Linked DNA regions of Mus musculus: all the other regions are linked to region 3. A link is a loop called in an ENCODE intact Hi-C map of the cell type or tissue named here. Cell type or tissue: heart. All regions are shown on one strand.

Evidence for each region. A loop is a pair of places that touch in the nucleus more often than their neighbours do. Peaks named below come from ENCODE experiments on the same cell type or tissue, not always from the same donor. Only the 100,000 strongest peaks of a DNase experiment are listed, where the experiment ranks them.
Region 1: it touches region 3 in a loop (2.6-fold over the local background); 6 of 42 quality-filtered maps call a loop at or near these places.
Region 2: a loop joins it to region 3, with 4 times the contacts of the local background. A loop is called at or near these places in 2 of 42 quality-filtered maps.
Region 4: a loop joins it to region 3, with 4 times the contacts of the local background. A loop is called at or near these places in 2 of 42 quality-filtered maps.
Region 5: it touches region 3 in a loop (2.0-fold over the local background); 2 of 42 quality-filtered maps call a loop at or near these places.

Annotation. Positions count from the first base shown.
Region 1 is chr3:131,562,446-131,567,445 of GRCm38, forward strand. Papss1 (3'-phosphoadenosine 5'-phosphosulfate synthase 1) reads left to right here and starts at 2,323. Exons shown (of 12, transcript NM_011863.2): 1 at 2,323-2,538. The coding sequence starts at 2,479. In heart, no CTCF peak of the experiment used is centred here; a DNase peak (open chromatin) is centred at 2,266; H3K4me3 peaks cover 2,135 bases; H3K27ac peaks cover 1,639 bases.
Region 2 is chr3:129,728,735-129,733,734 of GRCm38, forward strand. All of the region lies in intron 5 of Egf (epidermal growth factor), which reads right to left. Among named protein-coding and RNA genes, the nearest start is that of 6330410L21Rik, 23 kb to the right of the region's middle. In heart, a CTCF peak has its summit at 1,895 (motif pointing left); no DNase peak of the experiment used is centred here.
Region 3 is chr3:130,727,458-130,732,457 of GRCm38, forward strand. It overlaps Rpl34 (ribosomal protein L34), which reads right to left and starts at 2,941. Exons shown (of 5, transcript NM_001005859.3): 1 at 2,861-2,941; 2 at 1,772-1,845; 3 at 1,594-1,693; 4 at 1,291-1,394. The coding sequence starts at 1,836. In heart, a CTCF peak has its summit at 2,067; a DNase peak (open chromatin) is centred at 2,964; H3K4me3 peaks cover 2,890 bases; H3K27ac peaks cover 1,773 bases.
Region 4 is chr3:129,531,506-129,536,505 of GRCm38, forward strand. It overlaps Elovl6 (ELOVL family member 6, elongation of long chain fatty acids (yeast)), which reads left to right and starts at 881. Exons shown (of 5, transcript NM_130450.2): 1 at 881-990; 2 at 1,143-1,263. The coding sequence starts at 1,175. Gm35986 (predicted gene, 35986) reads right to left here and starts at 883. Exons shown (of 3, transcript NR_153368.1): 1 at 752-883. In heart, a CTCF peak has its summit at 2,299; DNase peaks (open chromatin) are centred at 856, 2,396 and 4,876; H3K4me3 peaks cover 4,612 bases; H3K27ac peaks cover 4,784 bases.
Region 5 is chr3:131,112,737-131,117,736 of GRCm38, forward strand. It overlaps Lef1 (lymphoid enhancer binding factor 1), which reads left to right. Exons shown (of 12, transcript NM_010703.4): 2 at 1,120-1,186; 3 at 2,677-2,810. Among named protein-coding and RNA genes, the nearest start is that of Lef1, 4.9 kb to the left of the region's middle. In heart, no CTCF peak of the experiment used is centred here; no DNase peak of the experiment used is centred here; H3K4me3 peaks cover 893 bases; H3K27ac peaks cover 30 bases.

The DNA of each region.
Region 1 (5,000 bases), 830 kb after region 3:
TGACCCAGAAAGAATCTGTACTCTCACCAGTCCAAGTGAGAAAAACCTTGGCATCGTTGACATATTCACAGGGGGTGCTGAGTAACTGGGAAGAAGTACGGTCAGGATAATTTATAAGTACAAAGAAAAACTTCCTCTCAGGTGTCTCTGGTTAAGAGGGAAACTATAGCAAAACCTATCTTGGAAGAGGTTTCTGTAACATGGATTTGAGATGACATCAGAAAGCAGGACTCAACAGTGTTCAAACTACTGCCCAGGACACGAGCTTGCATCACAAAGATTTGACAGTTAAATTATGCTCAGTGGCTCGACTTAGGTATCAGGAATTCATCTGGCTCTTGCTTTTTGGACACCTGGACGGTGCACTATCATACTGTTGGAAAAGCACTACTGCTACACAGCAAAGTAAAAAGTTGGTTCAACAGCACCTCTCAAGGATTTGTTCTTAAAATACGTTTATAAGCACCGGAACTTAAATACACTCGGTTGTCCCTTTTATTTTGTAGCTGTCCCTTTAGTCTTCTCATTGTGGCCTTTTTGATGGGCGAACGCTTCAACAGAGTTTAGCTGTAAGGACCAATTTAGTCAATTAGGACTCCCATGGCTCCAGCTGTATCTATGCACTATTTCCCTTGAGCAGGAATGGGGGCTCTCTGAGAAATGGCTGGTTCTGGGTGGCACCCGCCCCCACCACCTTAGTCTGAAACTTAGAATCTTTTAAAAGAAAACAATTATTTTTTTAGGTGCATACAAAAGAATAGGTTTCTTTATGACATTTTCATAAATATATGTGATTGGCCTTTGTCCACATTTTCTTGTTTATCATTGTCCTTATTTTTAGTCTTTTAGTCTCATTCTTGTGACTGCTATAAGCAGAATTTAGAATTGTATTGAAATTCAGTCCTATATACTATTAGATTAAGAATCCCCTAGATAGAGCTAAAGGATGGAACACGCCTTGAATCCCAGCACTCAGGAGTGAGAGGCAGGTGGATCTCCGAGTTTGAGGTCAGCCTGGTTTACAGAGTGAATTTCAGGACAGCCAGGGCTATAAAGAGACATCCTGACTCAAGAACACAAAAACAAACAAACCAGAAAGAAAGAAAGAAAGGAAGAAAGGAAGAAAGAAAGAAAGACAAAACAAGCAAGCAATAAAGACATTTTATATATATGGTGGAGGAATAAGATCTGATTTGCATGTTAGAAGTACCTGTCTGACACTATTGAGAACAGAGAGGTTGGCAGAGGAGTGATACTTGTTGTGTGCGTCTCTCTGTGTGCGTGGTGTGTATGTGTGTGTGTGTGTGGTGTGTGGCGCGTGTATCTGTGCAATGACGACTCCTGTTAGACGTGGAGGAGGGAGATTAATTTGAGACTTTGTCAGTGGAGCAAATAGGAACTGACTTGCTAGCAATAGGCTATGCAAGTAAGCCTCAAGTGTTGATTGATATGTGTGTGTGTGTGTGTGTGTGTGTGTGTGTGTGTGTGTGATCACTGGTCGTCATCAGTAGCGGAGTAAGCAGCTAAATTTTGTGAGACTGTGGATGTTTGCAGTTATGGTTATGGTGAGCTTAAAGTTATGGGGATGAGTGCGAAGGGTTATAACTCCTGGAGAAGGCCTCCCCCTCCCAGCCCCATTCTTTTACGAACTGATCATGGACTATATGTGGTTGGAAATGCCCTTTATAGGTGAGCATTCCGCCTTGCGTACCAGGGAACCTGGATTTTAGTCCTCTATGAGTAGCAAGTACTAGAGAAGCCCCTTTGTGGCTAGTCAGCGGCAACAAACACTGCATAGAAATTTCCTGATAGAAAGCGGCTCTCCAAGTGGGAAAGGCGTCACCTTACAAATACTTTCTAATCCTTGATGAGATACAGTTGATGTCAAAAAAACATTGTGCACTGAGTAGGATTGCAAAGCGGTGAGCAACATGTAATGGTGAATTCACTTAAGTAATCCTACTTTTTGCAGGGCTGGGAAACATTTTTTCAAAGTCGGCCTAGTTGACAAGCGCACACATCGAGCCTGTGCAGTGTTTGCGGAAGAAAAGCTAGAGAGCAGCAGGAGCCCACGTCAGCTTCTTCCCCTACCAGCCTCAGCTCTAGGGAGCGTCTCCCACGCCCAGCTCTGCAGGCGTCGCTCCGCCTCGCTCACTGCGCATGCTCAGCATCTGAAGGCTCTCTTCAACAAACCCTCAGACCACGCCCCTCGTCCTGGGTCAAGGCGGAGCTTCAAGCGCCCCTCCTGGTGATTGGATGTTGAGGTCTCGACCCCGCGCCTCCGCTTCGCCCCGCCCTCCACGCTGCTCGGATGCCTAGCTCCAGCCGAGGCGATCACTAGCTGGAGCGCACGTCAGCGCGCGCCTGAGCCCGGGGTGCAGGCCCCGCCCCTTCTCCCTGCTCCGCCCCGCCCCTCGGCCTCTCTCCCACTGCTCGGCCCCGGGGCTCTCAGCAGCAGTGCATCCGCGCTCCGCGGCCATGGAGATTCCTGGGAGTCTGTGCAAGAAAGTCAAGCTGAGCAATAACGCGCAGAACTGGGTGAGTGGTGGCCGCAGGCCGGAGCGCGGGGAGCGTGGGTGGCTGTGGGAACCGCGGGCTGCCCGTGCATCCTGCGGGAGCCGGGGGCGGGGACCCGGGCGGCGGCGGCCGGTGAAGGCGAGTCCAGGCCCGGAGCTGTCCCCTAGGCTGGCGAGGCGGAGGGCTGCGGCGGAGGCAGACGGAGGCGCCTCTGCACGTTCCGGGTGTGCTTGGCCCAGGTTTGGGTCGGTCTCCGAGTCTTTACGTTTCTGAGTTGCAGTGTACTGAGAGAATAACAATGTGGTCATTCATGGATCGGGACTGCAGGACTGAGGTTCTTTGTGTCTCTGTTTTAAATTGGAATGTCGGACACAGACATACTTTTAAAGACTCGATTTCTGGTGACAGTTAGGTGTGGGAAGATTAATAGTTTCTAACATTGAACAGCGAGTGCCAGTTGGCTTCATTGGCCAAGTGCTATGGCTTCAGAGGGTCGTTTACTTCTGTAGTTTATTCATTGGTGGTGGCAGCTAAGATGGTAAGCGCGAAGCTGGAGACCATCCAACTTTGGAGGCTGCAAAGGCCCTGCTTCAGCGTTAGATGGATTTTTTTTTTCTTTTATTCCGCAGGTAACAGGATCATGAAGTTTAATTTAATCTTGTAAATCATCACCTGCCCTTGGTGAGTCAGGAGAAAGTTAAAAAAAAAAACGCTGTTTCAGGCTAGTGTTCTTTTGAAGTCATTGATTTGCCACGTCTGCTGTCAGATTCAAGAATTCTCACTGTCTTCTTTCATCCTTTACCTTAACTTCTTAGAAGGTGAGAGGGATGTGAGATAAAAGGGAGATTAGGAGGTTGGAAGGGACAGACTCCTGGCGTGGGCTCCAGTCCCCCGCCTTGCTGTTTGTAAGTTGGGTGATCTTGAGGACAGTCACTCCACTCTGAATCTCAGGTGACTGGAGGGTGTAACAGTGTGTCCTTCTCAGGATTGTCTTTCTGAGTAGAGAAGATAACGAAGGTGAAAGAGCAACGAAACCATTGCTCTGAAACTCCGATTCAGCATCACTATTGTTGCTAACAGGATTTTACGGATAGGGAGGTAAGTTGACTAAATTGGAGTATTTCAAAGAAGTTTCAGTAATACTGTCTGTCTATAAGTCATTTATTTAAAGATCATTTTGTTATTTTTTGAGTCTGAGTGTTTTCCCTGTGTGTATGTGTATGCACCAGGTGCGCGCCTGATGTTCCAGAAGGGTGTGTAGGATCCCCTTCGGGCTGCAGTTACAGGTAGTTGTGAGCCACCATTGTGTGTGTTCTGGGGATCCTCTGTAAGAGCGAGTGCTGTCAACTGCTGAGCCAACTCTTCTGCTGCCCTAATTCATTTATGTATTACATTATTTGCTAATGTAGAGATCCATATTTGACAGCTATAAAAAACCATGGGGCTCAGGGCTTGCTTTGCAGTTGCCCATGGCAACTGATTGTTAAGGGCATATGTTTTTATGGGCCACAGTGAGTGGCCTAAGATAGGAGTTTTATTGCAGTTTAGAGGCAAGGTTAGTTTGGCCCCAGGGGTTTTTATGAGTTTATGGAGAACCTCATATTTCTGAGGTGGGTGGAGCCATTACATCCCTGAGCGGAGACATGTTTGACTACTGAAGGTAGTTTTTGTTGGGGAGCAGAGATAAAGATGGGGTGGAGCAGGGTTGTGTAATGTAAATGTTTGGCTAAAGAGTTAGGGTGATTTTTCTAGGAGATTTGGAATGGAGTTAGAATTTTTTAAATTTTTCTGAACTTTCCTTTTTTTCCAGTCTCTAAAAGAATGACCTCCTCTAACACACTTAACTCATCCGATGGGTGTGAGTGTAAAAAAAAAAATCTATGCACTATTATGTTAATGTTCTCATTCCATAAAACGGGCAATCCAGGAAGACTGGTTTGCAGAGGAAATGCAGGCACCGACTGTGCCATCGTGAGGATTAAGTTGGCAGACTAGAAGCCTGGTTGACATAGCCACACTGTTTAAGGTGTTCTTGTTGGCCAATCCGGTGTGAACAGTTGAATGGCTAGCTAAAAGCAGGAAAGAAACGGACAGGAAAGACCAGACTAGACTGAGGCGATGACAGGGAGAGAGACATTAAAAGATGGTCCTGAAGTTTTGATCTGGACGTTGGGAGGTAGGCTGAAATGTTGTATCTACGTTAACTTGTTGAGTTTTTGCAGTGTTTCCCTGGGTGGGGTTTAAAAACCAGGACCCTGAATGTGTCCATGTGCTGTCCCAGAACTCATAGAGTTACCACATGTAGCGTCTCCATTTTATAAATGAGGAAACGGAGGGACAGGGTTAGATCGTGGTAAACAGCCAAATGAAAGAAAGGCTACATTAGATCGTGGTAAACAGCAATCTCGGCCAGTGAGTCAATTTCCAGACTTGAGACAGTTTGCAGATCCAGAACCCCTTGAATGAAGGGGTGGCCAGGTTCC
Region 2 (5,000 bases), 1.0 Mb before region 3:
TGCTAATCTCCTTAAGCTGCCATTCTTTAGCTTCCAAATCAGCCAAAGCTAACACTCAAAATGCCGCTGCTGTCCTCAGGTAACACCCCTCGCAGCCCGTCAGAGGGCTTACTACCCTCCAGATCAACGGAAGCTCCCAATGGTGGAGTTTAATGTCCACAGCCTTCAGCAACTACTAGATACCTGCCAAGCACACAGGCCGAGGTGAGCTGTTCTCCAGTTTAGTAAGTCACATTGTTCCTGGCCCATGGGATTCCCTAGCCTTGTGCCCCCCACCCTATGTGCTTCATGCTCTGTTTGTATCTTAAATTCTGAATTCCGTGTAACATTCACCCCATCGAGAAAACTTTTCTTCTCTTTGTTCAGTCCATTTACCCCAAATGAGGCTTTTTTTTTTTTTTTTTTTTTTTTAGTTTTTGGAAGGAGGGTTTCTCTGTGTAGCCACCACCACCCAACCCCAATGATTCTTACAACTAAGTATTTGGCAGTCCCTAAATATTTAGCACATATCAATAAAAATTAAGAGTACCATTTTTATAAATTAAATTATGATACTTAATGTTTAGAACAAACCCTCAGAATGTTTACAACAAATAGTATTTTATAGATTAAGAATTTTGTCAAGGATCAAATAAGTGTAGAATTGTGACTCAATCTCACACCTTCTGAGTGCTTTTTATATATGGACTCTGTGTGTGCGCTCATGCACGCCTGTGTGCCTGTGTACATACGTACTTAGAATGTTACAGTGTGTTAACCTCTGTAAAACCTACGATCACATTTTGATTCACTTGCTTATTGCCTTTCTTACGTGTAAGTTCTCATAAATAACTGCCTGAGCCTCCTCAAAGGTTCTGCAAAGTATGTAGTATAGATTTGGGGAATGGGCAAGGGGGTTCTCTGTGAATACACACACAGACACACACATACAAAATAAAGACTTGCCGTTTTGTGCTACTGGAATTTTAAACTGTGGTTTAAAAACAAAACAAAACAAAAAGCAATCACCCGAACAGGATTTGGCTACTTGCTATTTTTATCCTTCTGGATTCCTTTTAAGAATTAGAATGGAAAGCAACCAGTGGCTTTGAAGGAGTTGAAAAATAGGTGTTTTGGGGCCGAGGATGAATGGAGCATTTGCTGGTGTGTACTAGTTCCTGTGAGCAGCTGGGAGAACTAGCATTTATGACACCCTCCCTTTCTTATTTTATGCCCATTACTGACAAGCCTGGCCATCCCATACAGTGAAGGTGGGGAAACTGAGGTGTGCATGAGCCTGCTCCCCTGTCCCCTGTGTCCCCAGTCGCACAGTGGCCTTGCATCCCAGGCCTTCAGCGGCAGCATCACCCCAGAAAGAGGAACCTAGTGTTCATCTTTCCTATGCAGACAAGCCTCAGATGAGCTCCTCTGGTGAGAGATACTGCAGGGCAAGTATCAAGAGGCTAGTCACAACCGATAGAAGCATGCCAATCACTTAGAAAGGAAAAGCCATAAAAGATGCTTTGGGTGGTTCTGGGAAACAAACTCTTTCTTCTTCAAACATGCACGTCTGGGAGAGCATCAAGTTTCGAATTTTCATTTCCTATACTAGCTCCTTGGAGCAACGCTATATTTGATATGGAAAGATTCCTCTGTGTATAGGAATTCAAGCAGATAAATGGTAGATAGTGATAGAGGGGATGGCTTCACTCTGAGCTCTTAATTAAAAAAAAAAAATGATGTTAGTGACATAGGCACTAATCAGCAGCGTCTAAAGCCATTGTGCAAAGGGCAGAAGGGAAGTTTATAGATGGTAGACCGAGCTGGCAACTTCTGACCTGCTGGTTAGCCAAAACCTGACCGGGAGCTGGCCCCTGTGTGTCTGTCAATTGGTACAATCGGAGGGGTGCAGTGCCGCCTGCAGGCTTATCCAGGAAGTGTTCCTAAAAAAATACTGGCTCTTAGGCTTCTGGGGCCAATGCTCCAATTCTGAGAACGACAAGGGAGACAAACATGTTAAGCAACACCAAAGGTGTGGAAAATTCAGAAAGTGGACAGCGATCCAGGACAAATGAATTGTTTTCTCGAACAAACACAGGACAAGGAAAAGCTACAGGTTAAATAATCTGAGACCCCATCAGCAGGCATGCGGGAAAAAGCAATGTATGAGCCCTCACAGCAAACAAGGAGCCATAAAGACATAAAGAGCATCTTCAAGTATTTAAAAAGGCATTTCAAATGGCAGCCACTTGGCAACAGGAGAGTCCTGTACTGTGAGGCTGGCTTTGCTTGAGCCAGGGCTTTCTCGCCAGTGGCATGGATCTGTGACACTTGTTAAGATGTGACAGTAGCTATGAGTGACTGAACAATCCATATTTTATTTTAAATGTCTACAAGTAGTAGCTTACAGAATTAAAGAAAGTCAGTGGTGTTTTGTGCATGAAGTCATTGTCAAATCTTTCACACCATTTGGAAGACTGGTTCCCCTACTGGCCAATGAATATGCTTTTGAGACTCATAATCTTAAACCTCAGATCTACATCTAAGGAAAACAGAAGAAAGAAGAAGAACAATAATAAAATTAGACCCTTTGCTAAATAACGCCTGTAAGCAGTCAAAACATAAAGTCTTTAGAAGTTCACCATTAACACACCATAAATAGTGTGCACACAGAAGTTCATTAATACTCCATTGATAGTGTGCACATAGAAGTTCATTAATGCACCATTAATGATGTGCACAAGGAAGTTCATTAATACATCATTGAGAATGTGCACATAGAATTTCATTAGTACACCACTGATAATGTGCACATAGAAGTTCATTAATACACCACTGACAGTGTGCACATAGAAGTTCATTAATGCACCATTGACAGTGTGCACATAGAAGTTCATTAATACACCACTGACAGTGTGCACATAGACGTTCCCACACTGGGTTTAGTGTAATCCTATAAGATCAGGGCAGCAGGGAGAGACCAACTTACCTGGGCTGACACAAATGTGAGTTAAAGTCTTTGTTTGGAATCAGCTAGAAGGAGCTCAGAGTGGGTAGGGCATGGGAAGGCTTTTCTGTGTTTAAAGTGCCTGAAAGGGGAAGTGTGAACTCCGTGGTCTCTTTAACCAGCAGGAGGAGTAAATGGGTAGATGACAGGTTTTCCCAAAACAGTTCACAGAAATCTGTGCTATGACATAAATGACCAATGGAGTGAGAGTCCATGTGGTCAGGGGGGGAGATGCATAGCGTCAATCACCCGCGTCAATCACCCTGAGTTCCAATCCCAACCCCACCACACTGGAAAGCACCCGAGATGTGTTTTTAGTTTCTAAAACAGAACTCAAAGCCCACCCTTGTCCATAAAGTTATCACGAAGTTAGACGACATAATCTAGGGAAAGGCCCCAAGTAGAAAACTCTGGGGACAGTCAATGAGTAGGCCTGCTGCTCTTAGACACAAAGGCAGTGTTCTGAGATATCACCTATCTTGCAAACTGGTTCCTTCTAATTTAGGGGGGAGCACGCCAAGGGTGGAGTCGGGGTGGGGCAGCGTCCACATTTGTTTTTTCCATCACTAGTTAAAATCCTCTTGGCTTTGGAGTAGAGTGGAGAGCTGTATTCCCTGTCTCCATTGCTAAGGAAGTTTAGAGAGACTGGCAGTGACAGCTAAGCATGCTGGGTGCCATGTGATTGGAGAACTTCTCCAAGAACACACTCTCTGCAAATATGTTCTCAGAACTCTGGGGTGCAACCACTAAGTTGGTCAGGAAAGGTGTTCTCGAAGGCAGTGGTGTGGAGCTGTTTCTTGGAGGATAAGAAGAGGGCCAAGGAAGAAAAGGGGAGCGAGTGGAAGGGAAGAGAGGAGAGGAGGGGGGGAGGGGAGGGGAGGGTAGAGTTTGGTTCTGGAGTGTGCTGACTAGCCTGGCAGAAAGGAAGCCCTTCTTGGGAAGAATGTCAAACCTCTGAGGCTATCTGGGACAGGGAATGGAAGACACCATGGTACAAAATGAAACACAGACCCCCGTGACGTACAAAGCCATGAAATGCACAGAGGGGCCAGTGAGGAGACTGTGCATTCATTGCTGAAAGCTGTCAAAGGTTTTAACTAAGATGGGACAAGGTCAGATTCTCACCTGTGGAGGCTGTTGGTCCCTGCAGCCTAGGAAATGGAGGTAGGGTATCTAACTTCCTAGGGAGCAGTGGGGGAGGGGGAGCTCTGGGAGGGAGCACAAGGAGGTTTGCTTACAGGTGAGGAGTTGTTAGAATCTGGAGGTTGGGGCATTAAACAGGGAGGAAGGGGCAACGCCTGGATTTCTAGTCTGAGAGATGGGATAAGTACTGATCCCTTTCACTGAGCTAGAGAGACTAGGTCAAAGTTCACAGGTCCATTGTTTCCTTTGGAGCAAAGACATCCAGGGAGGATGCTAAGAAGGTGGAAATGACAGCCTCAGTGAAGATTTCCTGCATCCGCTGTCTATGATGTCCTTGGAGGATGCACAGAGCAAGTGAGGAAAGAGCTCAGAAACTCTCCAGCCAGCTCATCAGAAGCTGCAGGCTTCTCCACCTCCTACCCAGAATGAGAAGGCAGTAGCATGAAGCGTCTGCAAGTAAAGTCAGCCTGTCTTAGCGAAGGAACGAAGGATGCATGCGCATAGATCAGCACACCAATCTTCCCCGAAGAGCTAAATTGGCTTTGCTTCCGTGAGTGGCATCTCTGCCAGGGTCAGATAGAGTCTTCACAGGGTTGCTCCCTTTGGGATGTTATGGGTAAGTCCCAAGTGGTTTGACTCTATCCTCTCTGCATCTTTCCTTTACAAAACATCTTCGCAGCTTAAGATGTGTCTAAGAGCTCAAAATTGGGTGTGCACTAGAAAGGACAAATTGAAGTCATGGACTGATACATAAGAAATCTAGTGGGAAACTGCTCCAAGCTCATTGGTCCTTAGTACATCTAACCGTATGTACCATCCCACTCAGGGAAACTCAGCCTGCTTAAACAACTTGTTGACCCCTGCGTCTCAG
Region 3 (5,000 bases):
ACACCCAAGACAAGACCATCACTTAAATAGTTTCTGACTAACGTTATTTCTTGCACCAGGATCCAGGACATATTATTGAAATGTTTTATTCACTTTATTATTTTCCATAAAACCTAGCTACCAGCTGTGAACTGGAACGTGTGTGTGTGTTGTGTGTTAGTGTTAAAGACAAGGACACCATCTCTTTTTTTTTCGAGACGGGGTTTCTTTGTATAGTCTTGGCTGCTGGCTGTCCTGGAACTCACTTTGTAGACCAGGCTGGCCTCAAACTCAGAAATCCGCCTGCCTCTGCCTCCCCCCATCTTGTTAGGCCCAAATCTAGATTCTGTAGGGGATGAATCAAATATGCCAAGCAAATCCCCGTAGCTCAAAAGTCACCACCTTAAGGTCAAACACCAGAGCCTGGAAATCTTTTCCGTTTGCATCATTCAGGTTTGGCCTCAAATGCCAGCCCAGCTTCTACAACTGCATGACATTTCTCTGCTCTATGTTATGAGTCCAGATGGCCTGCATTAGAACATCTGCCCCGTGCCTGTATTAAGGTACTAGGCCTTCCTCCTTTTAGTGAACAACTACCACAAACAGGGCAGGCAGATTATTGTTGTCAAGACACAAAACAAAAAACCCACTTGGTCAGAGCATTCTGTAAAACTACCAAACAAACCAGAGTCCAGCCCGGCTTCTGAATTCTCCCCTTAGACACTGAGCACTGCACTGTACTAACTATGAGTATGAAACTGGAAGTGCTGGTTTCCCCCCTAAACAACCCCACCTAGCCAGAAAGTCCACCCAGAAGTTCTGAAATGTTATCTGGTGCTCTGCAAATAAGCCACAACCATCCTTGCACTCTTCCCAGATTCCAAAAGATTTAAACCACCAAACCCTCTCTAGGCCAGTAAGGCAAGGGCTTGCTGCCTAAAAGCATCTGTATATCCCAGACCTTCATCTTGTCAAGCCGGACCCTCAGTTTTGCTTCGAGTCACCTGGTTCTACCATCCAAGACTAAAGCCCTTCACAATCTTTTCTACCTTTGTCTGTCACCTCCTCAATCAGCCACCCAAACCAACACTGTTCCCTAACCCTCCAAGACCGTCTCCTCCCCAGCTGCCTACGAGCGATCAAACACTAACTCAGCATCTCTTTCCTGTCTGCTCTCTGTAAACCAAAGCTACTTTAAAGACACCCCCAAATTCTGACACAACAGGAGCACCTAGCAGGTGTCAAGGGGCGACTCCAAGCTCACATGCCGTGTGACAAACACCCAGCTTGCCTCGGCCCTCACTCACTCACCTGTCACGGACACACTTGGCACACATGGAGCCGCCATAGGCCCTGCTGACGTGCTTCTGTGTCTTAGACAGTCTCATAAGGACTTTGGGCCGCACAGCACGAACCTGTAGAACAAAGACCGTGATTACCTTAAGATGCTCAAGGAGAAAGACATTTATTTCCTAGTAACTGGGAACTGGGTTACAAAGGGAAGTCTGCTTTTACTGGGAAGCCATTTTGGTCATTTCTCACATTGGCTACTTCGGACTAGAGATATCAAGTCCGCCTACTGAGGGATTAAAACTCTATCAAAAGGACACTCACCCCTCGAAGTCTGCCTGGGCACACGCCACATGCAGATTTAGGTGCTTTCCCAACCTTCTTGGTGTAGAGGTAAACAATCCTGTTGCCAGGGGTTCGAGACCTAGGAAGGGAGATTGTAAGTAGCTCAGCATACTAGAGAAAGCGATTTGAAAGTTATTTCAAACTTGCAGATACTTACAGCCTAGTTTTGTTAGAGGCTGTGTTGTAGGAAAGCCTACGGCGGTATGTCAAACGCTGGACCATCCTGAGTGCCTACAATTTAGAGAGAACACAATCACCTTTCACCATAATAAAGGCCAAAGCGTCACCACATAAAATATCTTACATTCATATACACACTCATTCACACCGTGCTCTTACAAAGGCCCGGTTCTAAAGAATCCCACATTTAAACTAGAGATGAAGAGCTCCTGGGCTCTAAGACAGTATTCCCCCCTAATTTATACAGCTACCAGTAGGATGAAGACACCGAACTACCCCAGTGGCGGCAGCTGGTAAGGCGTCATGACAATCTAGGTCTTGTCCCAAAACAGCGTCCTGGAGAAGTCTTGTTTACTACTAGGGCCGGGTTTCGTGCTGTTTCAAATCCAACTTCGTTCGTTCCTTAGCAGACCAGCTACTAAAGGACTCTCCAGCCCGCAGCAGCGATGCTGCATTTTGGACTCCAGACCGTCAACGTGCCAGACAAACATTCTACCCGAGAGCTTCACACACAGGCGACTTCGTTTAAATCTCAAGCCCTGGGACGAATGGCTGGAGTTGATTAATAAGCGCTACAGGTGACCTGTCTTCCACACCTTCCCAACACCCACTTTACGTAAAAGGAGCCCAAACGCCAAGCGCGACCCGGACCAGTGCTAAGGACCCTGAGCCGCCACTGCTTGATTCGTATCTTCCTAACCAAGCCAGCCGCCGCCGCCGCGTCCCGCTCGCTGACTAGCCACCATGGCAGACAGCACCAGGGGAGCAGCCGGAGGCCGCGCTCCGCTCGCTCTGCGCTTCACGACCACGACTCGGTCTCTCGCTCGCCGTAGCCGACGGCCAGGGTGCGCGCAGCTCCGGCCACTCACCGCTTCGGAAGCCGGGTTTGATCTCGGGCTTCCCGAGTCTACGAGCCGAGGCCTCGGCCGGTACGCACCTCTCCTCGTCCCTCACCACCGACCCCAGCGACAGTCCCGACCCCAAGGGCGTCCCGCCCGCCTGACGCCTCGGATGGCTACGGATCGTAAACGGTAAAAAAACACAGAGCAGAAGAAGGCCACCATACCTCTGAGCACCGTCCCCGGAAGAGGAAAAGGAAGGGGCGGGTGAGTTCAGGGGTCAAGTGTGACGGCGCCGGACAGGAAGTACGTCAGGGAAGGCGGCGCGTCAGCGAGCGCGCCGCCATGTTGTACGGAAGCGGACGCGGGGAACCTGTGTGGATGGCGCCGCGTTGAGCGGCGGATGTGTAGTGCGGCTTCCGTAGGCGGGTGCGTTTTCTAGCCCCGGTAGGAACGTCACGTGAGAAGTTAGGTGTAGGGTCCCTGGTGGGAGCAAAAGCGAGTGACAGAGGAGGCGTCCCCACTTCCATAAGAGAAAACAAGGGCCACGATGCCTTTATCCTAGGGTAATTAGACCTGGTTTAAAATCTTTATGGCGTCCTGTACATAAGGTAGCCCGGGCCCTTCTGCTTCCCGGCCTCTTCTGTTTTTCAGCCAGAGCACACACTTTACAGACTTTTAACCAAGCATTTGCTAATTACTAGCTATCTCACTTTGGGCAAGTCCGCAAGTCTCTAAAAGGAAGATATTAAATACCCCTGTGGCGCTCTGATCAAAAGATCTCCCAAAGTTAAAGCACTTAACCTGCAAGTCTTACAGAGAGCAAGAACGCTATAAAGGGTGGTTAATTTATGATTGTGTGCAAACGACTATTTGAGACTTTGCCTGGATGGTAAAGTTTTGTCTGCAAGATGAAGAGGAGGACCAGAGGGAGTCAGCGACCTCCAAATGTCTATGTGAACGTTTACACTATGGGTCCTTGTTTTTCATCATGTTGTCAAAAGTAATGAACACCTTCCTTGGACTTGAAAGAAGAGCCCATTATCACTGCCATCTTTGTCAAGAAACTAGGTAAACCGCTCTGACTATATCCTTTCCTCGGGTCTCTCTCAAATAGCTGTCCGTATGCATGCGCCTGCGGTCTCTGTTCTTCCCACTGTGGAATCTCTCCAGTCTCTGTTTTAGGCGTTGGATAAAGGCTGGTGTAGAGAGACAAACCTAGTTTTGAATAAATGAATGAATACATTTCCTTATTCATTTTTAAATGAAGACATGCCAAGGCAAGATCATCAAATTAAGCCGGGCAGTGGTGGCGCACGCCTTTAATCCCAGCACTTGGGAGGCAGAGGCAGGCAGATTTCTGAGTTCAAGGCCAGCCAGCCTGGTCTACAGAGTGAGTTCCAGGACATCCAGGGCTACACAGAGAAACCCTGTCTCGAAAAAGCAAAAAAAAAAAAAAAAAAAAAAAAAAAAAAGCAAAAAAAAAAGAAAAAAAAAGTCATCAAATTAATGACCTAAATGTTTTCACCCAGTCCATTCATGTTTTCATTGCATAACATGTAATGCCCTGATATAATCAGCTACCCGCTAACAACCACATGGTTAATAAAGTGTTCCACTCCATGGAGCGCTACAGATTCTGACGAATAATGGTGTAAAAGGAAAAAGAGTCGACACTGAAAACCTTCCAATCTCTCCATCTTGATGCAGATAAACATAGCCACACTTAGAAATCACATTAAAAGCTGTATCTGCAGCTCATTTCAAATAAGAGATGCAGTTAGGAATGTTCCCTCTCCCCTTCCCTTAGTTAAATCCACATCAACCCGGTTATTAATTTAAAAAAATAGTGTGGGCAAAAACGGATAGCCCACGATTTTATCTTACACAGAGATTGCTGTGAGTTCGAGGCTAGCTTGATCTATATACATCTGCTCAGTGAAATTCTATGTAGCAATAAGAATAAAAAATAATTGGGCAGTGGTGGCACACATCTTTTGTCAGATCTCTGTGAGTTTGAAACCAGCCTGGTCTTCAGAGCATGTCCCAGTACAGTCAGGGCTACACACAGAAAACTGTCTCAAAAAACAAAACAAAACAAAAATTATTTTTGAAAATTTTAAAAAAGACTATGGATGAATGGTATAAAAATTAGGTAAGAGACAGCATATATGTAAAAGAACATGAGAAGAGCGACCTTGAACGGTCAGAGGTCAGCACTGTGTTATCTTTGGAGAAAGAGGGAGGAAGAGAAGGCAGAGGACCTATCTGGAGTGATGATCATAATGTCTTGACTTCTGGGTTAAGTTTGTGAATCTGTATGGAGTTATATACTTATCACTCATGGAAACATTTCAATGATTGTAT
Region 4 (5,000 bases), 1.2 Mb before region 3:
TCTAAATATTATATTATTAGGTACCTTATTGTCTCTTACTTCCTTCTTCCTTTTAGGACTAGAAAATACCATCCTCCAGAAAAATAAGGAGTATTTGGGAATGGTTGCTGTGAGCTGGTAGCCCAGGGGGAGGATTAGCATTACATAAATCCCTCTCCTACATTAATCTTTTCTTCCTAATTTCACAAGAATAAGGCAGAACTAAAGTAAAGCAGATAGATAAAGTTTTGGTATTTAGATCAGTAGGCCTAATTCTGTATGCCAAATTCCCTTCCTTTGTTCATTAATATCCCCTCCTGGTAGCCAAACCCTCTACCTAACTTCTGCCTCCTAGTCAACCTTGACTTCCCAGGTCCTCATCCTCAGCATCCTGTCTGCACGTGGTCTTAGTTCCGAAGGCTACCTGGCCCTAAGGTCAAGGTAAATCCGCGCCCAAGCTGCCCGGTGGAGGTGGTCTCAGAGGGTGCTGCGGGATCGAGGTAGTGAGGAGACTAGATCGCAAGACGTGATCCTCACATTTATTTGCCTGGAGTTCTCATGCCAGAGAACCTGGCAGATTTTACTATTTCCCAATTGTTTACTCGCCAAGCTTTCAGGTCCACGCGCCTCAGGGCTGCGCCTCTCACTCTGAAACTTCATTCAAAGGCCAGGCAGGGAGGCCCAAGAGGTGGCGAATGGGCTTGAGTATGACCTCAAGGCCACTTCCTCCCTCTTGGCGCCCTTCCCTCCCCTCCCCCAGTCCACCAACCACCTTCTTGTAAACAAAACTATCCCCCAGGGCGATGGGAGGTCTTGCTCTTCTGCGCCCTCTCGCGCAAAGGGTTAATTTTCCCGATCGCACGAGGGGGAGGAGATTTCCCTGTAGACGAGTAAAAAGCGTGATGGACAAACGTGCGGGCACTAAGACCGCAAGGCATTCATTTCCTCCTACGGTGGATGCGGACGCTGGGAGGAGAGCCCCTGAGCTAGGAGCTGGGAGCAGAGGCGCAGGCAATGCTCAACCCTGGATGTAGCTGAGAGGCTGGGAGAGAGATCGGCCAGGAGACTGACGGCGGGGCAATACCTAGGGGGGTGGGAGGGGGAAGCAGACAGGAGAGCACTCAAAATAAAAGGCTCTTTACAGATTTTTTTATTTTGTATAGAGAACACGTAGCGACTCCGAAGATCAGCCCCAATGAACATGTCAGTGTTGACTTTACAAGAATATGAATTCGAAAAGCAGTTCAACGAGAACGAAGCCATCCAATGGATGCAGGAAAACTGGTAGGTGATGCTTTCGCGAGATACTATTCCCGGGAGTGCATTAATGTCGGTATTCCTGGTCTGAGCGTGAGCGGAGCGACGGATGGATTGCCGGCAGTAGCCAGCAGATCGCGGAGTTCCAGGGTCTCATGTCTGCAGGAGACTCTGAAGCTGCATGGAAGCGTGCGGTTTGGGGGGTGCTCTGTGTGAGCCGCGGCCACGCGGGCATCTTTGTGTAGATTATATAACATAGAACATATAATATGTGTACCTGTAATAATATACGGGAGACAGAGGCATGTTACAATCCAGCTATCCCACCTGTGTTGTCTCCCTGCTTTCGCTTAGATTTGGGGGTTCTGCTTGGCCTCCCGCAACTGGAGCGTGCAAGGCAGTGGAGGGAGGACCCGGTCTCCGCTCCCTTTAACCCTCTTCAGCCCGCCTCTCTCTGGTCCTTTCCCTCTCCCCATCCCTCGTGTCCTTCCTTTCTCCTTGTAGTTCTTCCACTTTACTGCCCTCCCTTGACTGCCGCCTCCAGCCGTAGATGCCCAGGGTCCAGGACCCCTTCCCCACTCAGATTACTTTCCGGTTTCATAAAGACATCGGGGAGGAGGGGACAATGAAAACTGCAATAAAAATGAATGAACCCGAGCAAGTGGAGCCACGCCATTATTAAGTTTCTGTGTAAAGGAAACGCCTTTTGGACACGCTTCTCCGCGTGGAGCAGCAGTTTAAGTACTGGAAGGCTCCTGCCAGGGCAGTCTCGGAGGTCTTTCCCCAGAACTTCGAATCCGGGAAAACATCTTGTTTACTGAGTTCCTCCGGTCAGTCTTCTGAAAAATCCCCGTGTGGGAGGCGATCCGGTGTCACCTTGCAGTATTTTAAGAAGGGAGCTCCCTCCTTCCCGTAGACCGTGCTGTGGTTGGAGATGTTTCCCTCCGGTTTAGTGCGAGCCCCCTCGATCTCCCCACCCCCACCCCACCCCCTCTGCGCCGCGGCCGGCCCTCGGGGGGCTTCCGGGCTCCGGGAGGTTCCGCTGCCGCGTGCGAGGGCGCTCGCGACCTGCCTTCCCTCCCTCCATTCATCAATGGGAAACCGGAGACGCCGGCGCTCCCGGGCTGGAGCGGGTGGTGGCAGCCGCCGGGGGTTCGCCTTCTCCAGCCCGATCCCGGGCTTGCTGCTCCCGCCCCTTCTCGCCCGCGGGGAGCGCGCCCACCCTTGGCCTTCAGCTTGCGAGCTGGGCCCTTGGGCGGTTTACGGCGGCGGCCGGGCGGAGCCGAGACTCCGGGGCGCGCGAGTTCGGGCCGCGGCATGGCGGCTGCCTGGAGGCCCTGAGCCCCAGAGCCAGCCTGGTGCGGTCGCCGGCGTGCTCCTGGACACCGAGGACGCGGGCCTGGGTCCCGAGCGCGATTACACCCCCGGGGAGTCTGGATCGCCCCGTAAGGGGGAGGCCATAGGGAGGCCCGAGCGCTGCAGGAAGCCCAGCCCCCTCGGGCTGGCGTTCGGGGGGTCCTAGCGGTGCACTTCCTCCCGTTAGGGGCTTGGGGGGGAGGGGGGGCTGTGACCCGAGCTCAACCTGCCAACCTAGGGCTCCGATCTTCTCTGAGACCATTTGTCACCGTCCCTTGCAGGGCTCTAGCCTGCCTTCCTGCCTTCCTCCTCCAGTAGCCCGCAGCTCGCGTCTCTAGCTTGCTGCATCCCGGTTGGGCCTGTCATTCCGGAGCAGGCATTCCTAGCCTCTGCAGGCGCATGGCACTCAGTCTGCCCTGCTGCTGCACCACCCTAGTGCATGCTGTTTGTTGCCCACCCCACCCCACCCCCTTTTCCTAAGGTACCCCAGGACCATTTCCCGCCTCTTTCTCCAGACACTCAGTTAAGTGACTTTCACTCTGTCAGAACTAGACAGGTCCTTGGTCCTCGTGGGACTGAAAATATCCCAAATCCATGAATTTCTTTTCCCTTGTTATTCTTTGGCCACTATTAACTCCTGAACAGTACTTATGTTCTTCCTGACAATGTATTTTCATTATCTTATTTTCCTTATTTCTTATTTTAAAGGTGGCTCCTAGCACATCGTGGGCTGATGTGATGAACCTTTTCTGGTCTTTTTTTTTTTTTTTTTCTGGTCTTGATTTTGCAAAGCATTTTGCAAAATCTTACTTTGTACAAGGCAGATGCTTACAAGGTCCAGCGATTAAAACGCTCATTTGACCGCCAACACAACCTGCTCATATCCGTGTCTGGATTCAGCATGCTTGGCTTGCGTTTTGAACGCTGTTCTAGTCACACTGTAGAATGGATGTTCTTCCCGTCTTTTGATCGTTGGCTTTATAGTTTTGGATAGCTTATTACAGTGGATAAGCTTATTACATCTCGTCCGTGCTGATCTTAGCCACTGTCCCTTTTCACTTCACGATTCTAGTTCTCTTGGAGCCTGATTTCAGAACTTTCCCACCCGCTCTCCGCAACCAAAATGTCTTGGTCGTAATGAAGGTTCTCTTCTCATGTCATTAGACAGGAATCCCATCATAAAGGCTTATATATACCCTCTTGCGAGGGGAGTTGAGGGGCTCCAGAACCATCAAGTCTCACCTTCACCTGTCCTTGTCACTTAGAATGGTTTGAAATAGCTTCTGGAAGAAATCAAGTATAGAAGCCTGTGTGCCCTGTCTTTTGAGAACCTATTTGTAACTGTTCTTTAAAATCTGCTAGACCTAGTCTAAACAAAGTTGCTAATTGTAACAAATCTCTAGTAAGCTGAGTTGCCAGGGCCTCTGACCACCGCTGGGGTCGAGGTGGGGGTTGGGGGAGCCAGGCACGGGTCCTTACATTACAGTAGTCTGTATATAGGAACTAGCCTCATTTAGGAGCACTTGGAATAAGGAGTTGGTAAGACCAGCCCTATAACGCTTTACCTTAGTTACCTCAGCATCCATTCACGGAATGGGGCCCCAGGTTTCCCAGTAGCCTATGTGTAAACTCAGCTGGCTAAGCTGAGACAACAAACTCGTGACATTTATTGCTGCCTTCATTGTTTAACCTGATACTCACTGGCCTAGATAATGAAATATTGTAGACATTTATTTTTGTAGCAAATGGTTTCATAAGAGACTAGACTGCAATGACAATTTCAGTGCAAAGTAGTAAATATGTATTCCCTTAGAAAATCACCCTGTGTGATTGATTTTCTTGTAACTGCCGCCCAGTTAAAAGTCACCTGGGTAATATGATCCGGTGCAGTTTCTAACATGAGGTAGGGAAAAATGCCTGCCTTTTAGCTCCAAATAACATGTCCCAGTTCCAGTTTTAGACTGGAAAGCCCGTGAATGGATGCTATTAAAGCATCCATGTAGATAGACATTTTGTTCTTTTATGTCCTGGCTGGCCATCACTTGTGCTCACTAACAGCCGACTCAATCGGTAAATGCTGCTAGCGAGGAAGCACGGTCACCCAGCCATCGGAAAGGCTGGAAAAGAGACAGCGGATTCATTGAGAAGGAATCCTTCTCCCCTTGAGCCGCCTGCCTGCCTGCCTGCCTGCCTGCCTGCCAGGTTTGTGCTAAGACTGGATGCTAGTTGCTCCGGTTGTAATTGCCTGGCCAATGATGATTATGTTCTGATGTCGGCTGACACGGCATTCACCAATAGGAAAGCAGGAGGCCTGTGCTGACTGCTGTAGCATTATGTATGTGGGGTGACGTCATCAAAGGGCTTGCCTAGAATCTCTTGAAACCCTCCCCCCTCTCCTGGCATCCTCC
Region 5 (5,000 bases), 390 kb after region 3:
TGGTTTCGGGGGCGGGGACATTTTGGGTTTAAAGAGTGCTTTTAAGAACACCTCAGAGTTACCTTCTCTGTCCCGATGGCAGGGGTGAGTACGCATCTGGGAAGGCTGGGGGGCTGATTCCAAAATATAAGGACCCTCTCTAGTCCCAAAGTCCTACCCCCCCCCAAAAAAAAATAGAGGAAGGGGGCGAGAATGCATTAAAAGTCAGGTAAAAAGGGTCTCCGGACGAGGGATTGAAATACCATCTAAACTCTGGTGGTTTTTTATTTTTGTTTGTTTCATTCTTGACCAGACTGTAGAGTAGCCTCTTTCTTTCTACTGGAGTAGTTTACACATTTCAATCCACCTCACATTTCTACGGTTTTGTAGTCTGAGGAGAAAAGCCATGCTTAGGAGACTGTCAACTACCGGGGTTGGGTGTTTGAACTGTTCATCTTTCCGCGGTGGAAGTGGGGCGAGCAGAGAGCCCCGGAAGATGTAAGGCTTAGCCCACTGATTTGCACGTGGTTGAGTCGGGTCGGGAGTGCTTACCAAAACCGATATTAACTGGGCTACCTTTTAGATGTCTATAACCCGACTCTCAATTTTCCCTCCCATTAACCACAGACCAGTTCTACTCTGATAGCCTGATAGCACTCGGCCTGAAAGTTGTAAGTGAACGCAGTTTCAGCTAGGACTCCTCTCAGGCAATGTCCCTAGGACCTCAGCAAAGTAGTTCTTTTGTTTACGTTTCCAGATCTCATTTTCCATTACAAAATGTTGTTTCTGGTGACCTTTTAATCAGGTCTTGTTAGAGTAAACCAAGGCTGAAGAGGCTTACCCATCCTAGAAGCTGGGCACCCTGCAAGCATTGATGGGTTGTTAGAACAGAGCACATCATTTCTAAATTCACTTATTTTTTTGCCACCTTACTTTTGATCCAGAGTACCTAATAATCATTCAAAAATACACATGGAAAAAAAATTTTCCAGTACTCAAATCTAGTTTGTCCTTAATTTTAACCAAATGAGTAAATCGAGTTTTACCTGAATCTTTACCTTTGAATTAACAGCAGACCCATCTGTTACAAACTCTTAAGGTGATCTTCTTTCTTTTGTGGGTGGCTATTCATGCCATTAGGTGGTCAGACAAGCCCCGTCCTCTCAGGAGCCCTACCACGACAAGGCCAGAGAACACCCTGATGAAGGTAAGCCAGATTCTCTCTCTCCCCCACGTTTACCACAGGGCACAGGCTGATGGGAATATCTGCTTTTCTTTTGATACTTCTGTTTGAGTAGGGTGGAACCAGATATGCAAGACTTCCCCACATACTGTTTTTAACAGAATGACCAGAAATTCAAAGCTTTTTCACGGTGTACACCACATTCTTTTGAAACATGCCTTGCATGAGTCTGGGCCTTTGGGTTTCTATTGGCTTTCAGATGCTTAGAGAAGGGATGTTTCTAAAGAGTATTTTTCATTTACAAGTTGCTGCCTGTGGGTTCTCAGTGCAGTGAAGGAAGGCAGTGTGTAGGCAGATATATCAGAGTCAGTAACTTAGCTTGTAAAATAAGAAAACTGTTAGAAGCTACATATATTAGATGGTAGGCACTTCTCTCATTGTTGACTCTTGTCAACACTTTAAAAAAATCACATGCTCACACAGAAACATACAAATATATACACACATGTTCAAACACCCAAACATACATGCAAACATATACTCCCAAATACACATTTATTCATTCTCTCTCTCTCTCTCTCTGCTTATTCCATGTTTAATCGGATCACCATAGGGTTTACTTAATCAGTTGGCATTTCTGGTCTCCTGCAATTCCTTAACAACTGGCCTGTCTAGAATGGAGCGTGCGTGCATTCAGTGTGTAAAGCAGGTGGCAGGGGAAAGCTCTATATCATATATCAGCCTTCCTTTCTGGCAACAAGCAGATGCAGTAACTTGTATACAATAAGTTAAAGTAAATAAATAAAGTCCATACAGTCAGTCCAGGAAAGCATCTTAAAATACATGTGGTATTTTAAAATAAATGCAGTAATGCAAAGTACGTAAGTTCCTTGCATGCAGTAAATTAAAAGTAAGAAACATTTCATTGATAGACTGTAAATTTAGGGGTGAAATTATTATTTCCAAAGGTTAATTCACTACAAATTTGGGTTTTAACTGTACACTAGGTCCAGTTTTCTCCCTCAATAAAAGTCTATTTGGTAGAAATTCAGAGGCATAGGAGGAATTTTTGAATTTGCCTAAAAGAAGAACCCTTCAATGTATAGTAAATGTGTATGTGTGCCAGGGGTAGATGGCCTTGTATAGTAACATTTCAGTATTTAAGTTTCTGTGTGTGTTCCCTTGTGTTTCTGTATTTCTCAGTCCAGTTTGTTAGCATTAGAACAAATTAGGTTAGATGAATAACACTTATTTTTGTAAAAACATCAGTCAGTAGTGGAAATAAATTGAACCACATGTTTTTTAAAGCATCTGGTTTGCTGTTAAAGCCATTGAGGAGCGTCAATACTGTCATTCTAAAATAGAGCCTAGTAGTCCAGTTACAGTATCTTCTAAGCAGATATTTTGCGTAAAGTCTGGGCTGTCTTAGCAGCAGAAGATTTTCTGATGAGAGACGGTGTGATGTAAAAGCAGTGCTGATGCAGCATCTCTGATTGTCCTTTGGATTCTCCCAGGAAAGCATCCAGACGGAGGCCTGTACAACAAGGGACCCTCCTACTCCAGTTACTCTGGCTACATAATGATGCCCAATATGAACAGCGACCCGTACATGTCAAATGGGTCCCTTTCTCCACCCATCCCGAGGACAGTGAGTAACATGCTGATGTTGAAAATTATTCTCAGACGTGCAAATTAATTTGTGTTTCAACAGAATGCTTATTTCCTCAAACGCACTGCCCAAGGCATCCTTGCATGAGACTTAGTCATCCCATCGTTCCATAAGAGCTGTGCGTGGAGTGGCAGCCTGAGAACAGTGCTGGTTTTATGTCTCCCGTTTGGATTTTTAGATTTAGGCTGAGATGAATGAAGTAGAGATTCATGAGTTACGAAATCAAATGGAGCCAAGTCGGAGGAGCCATGATAAAATATATATAAAATATATATATATATATTCTGTGTTTCTGTGCTGATGAGTGGAGGGAAGTGGATTCCGTCTTTCCGTGAACTAAGGACCAGGTAGCTTTCAAAGCCCTAAACTGTTTAGAGTCAGAGCTGCTGAGGCTCATTTGGATCTAGACATTCAGAATGTTATTTTGGCCTTTGAAAATGTCTTGCTTCATTACCTTAGCTATTGTTTTAAAAGGGGAGGCACAGGGGAGCCATTTTCACTTTGTTGTCAACTGGGGAAATATCTGAAGTTGTTGCTTTTTCGTTCGTTATTTACTTAAAGTTGTAAGAAAAAAAATGCAGTGTCGCACAACTGCACTATGCTGGCGTGTACAACATCACGGACGTCACGTGTGGTATTTGGTGCCATGTCTCTTTAACTGGGGTAAGATGGCACCTGTGTCTTGAGAACGAGTGGATGATAACTTGTAGAGGGTGTACACGTGATCACACTGGCGAACACACCCAGTGTACCCCTCCCCGCCCCCTCTTTTGGAGAAGCTGCTGGGGCGGTCATAATTAGTTGCCTGTTCCCAGTCCCACGCCTCCACCACCCCAGCCCAGTGAGAACACAGAGGAGTGAGTCTCCCTGAGTGACTTCTCGGGGGTGAATTGGGGTGAATCTCGTTGCTGAAAAGTCCCTCAGAAGCCCTTTGGGGCAAGGGTGTCAGGGATGCCTTATGGCAGACAGAGTTTGAGAGCTGGGAGGGTCACCAAAGAGGCAGCCCAGGAGATGGTTGGCCATCAAGTGGAGGGAGAGCTTGTGGGGTTATCTCAGTGGAGTGAGCAAGCCCTCGATGGTTACAATGATCCGCCATGTTGAGTTGGTGGGCCTTGTGATTGCAGACTCACTGTGAGAGGTTTTCAGCAAATTCCAGGTGGATATTTAAACTCGGGCAGGGACCATGGCTTTTCTCACTGTCATAAAGCAGTTGGTCTGGGGCTCATGGGGATCAAATCTTGGAGATTTTTGTGACGTTGGTTACAAGGAATAACCCCCCCCCATTATTTTAAAACATTTCAAGTATTTAATGATATTTAATGCCTGTGTGGTGTGAGGGATCTTCTACCTGAACTGTGGATGAACTGATAAAGCAATCATAGTCTATTGTTTAGAGTTTAACCCCCACCTCCCCAAACACTGAAAGCACTCCTGGGTTCTAAAACTTGTAGAGAACTTGTTGAGCCATATAGAGAAATATATCTGATTTTTTTTTAATAGCTGTGCAGATTTTTTTGTTTGTTTGTTTGTTTTTATGGGCTGCATTCTGGGTAAGGAACAGTTGAAGGTTTCTACGGAAAGGCTAAAAGGTCAACAAATAGTCTTTTCCAATCAAGTTAGAGTTCTGGTAACAGAAGATCGCTTCGCTTCCCAAACCGTTTACGTTTTATCCATGAGCACAGTGTGTACTGAATGGTGGTTTACGCCACAGGGAGACCGGATGCGTCTCTCGGCAGAGAAGAAATGTGGGAAATTAGTGTCATAATCTTCCTGGTATTTATACACAGCACCTAAAAAGTACTAAAAATGAGCATTTCCCCTTTAAGCTTTGGTCTCTGTAGTCTTTTCCCCTGATCGCCTAGTATATTTAGGGTGTGCGTGTGCTTGTGTGTGTGCGCGCGCGCGAATATATGTGTGTGTGTGTGTGCGCGCGCGCACACACACACATGCACACGTGCCTATGCACCTTATAACTCAGCACCATTTTGAAATGTCAGTAGAATGCAAGGTATTTATTATTTATTGTTATGCATGTGTTGAACTGTTGACATCTGTGTCATCAGTCATCGCTTAGGGACAATTTGTGGGCTGAGCAAATGTCACGAGGTGTAGACTCTGTCCAGAGAACCTGTCCTCTCTCTTCTGTTGTCTGTGCTGAATCCCCGTACA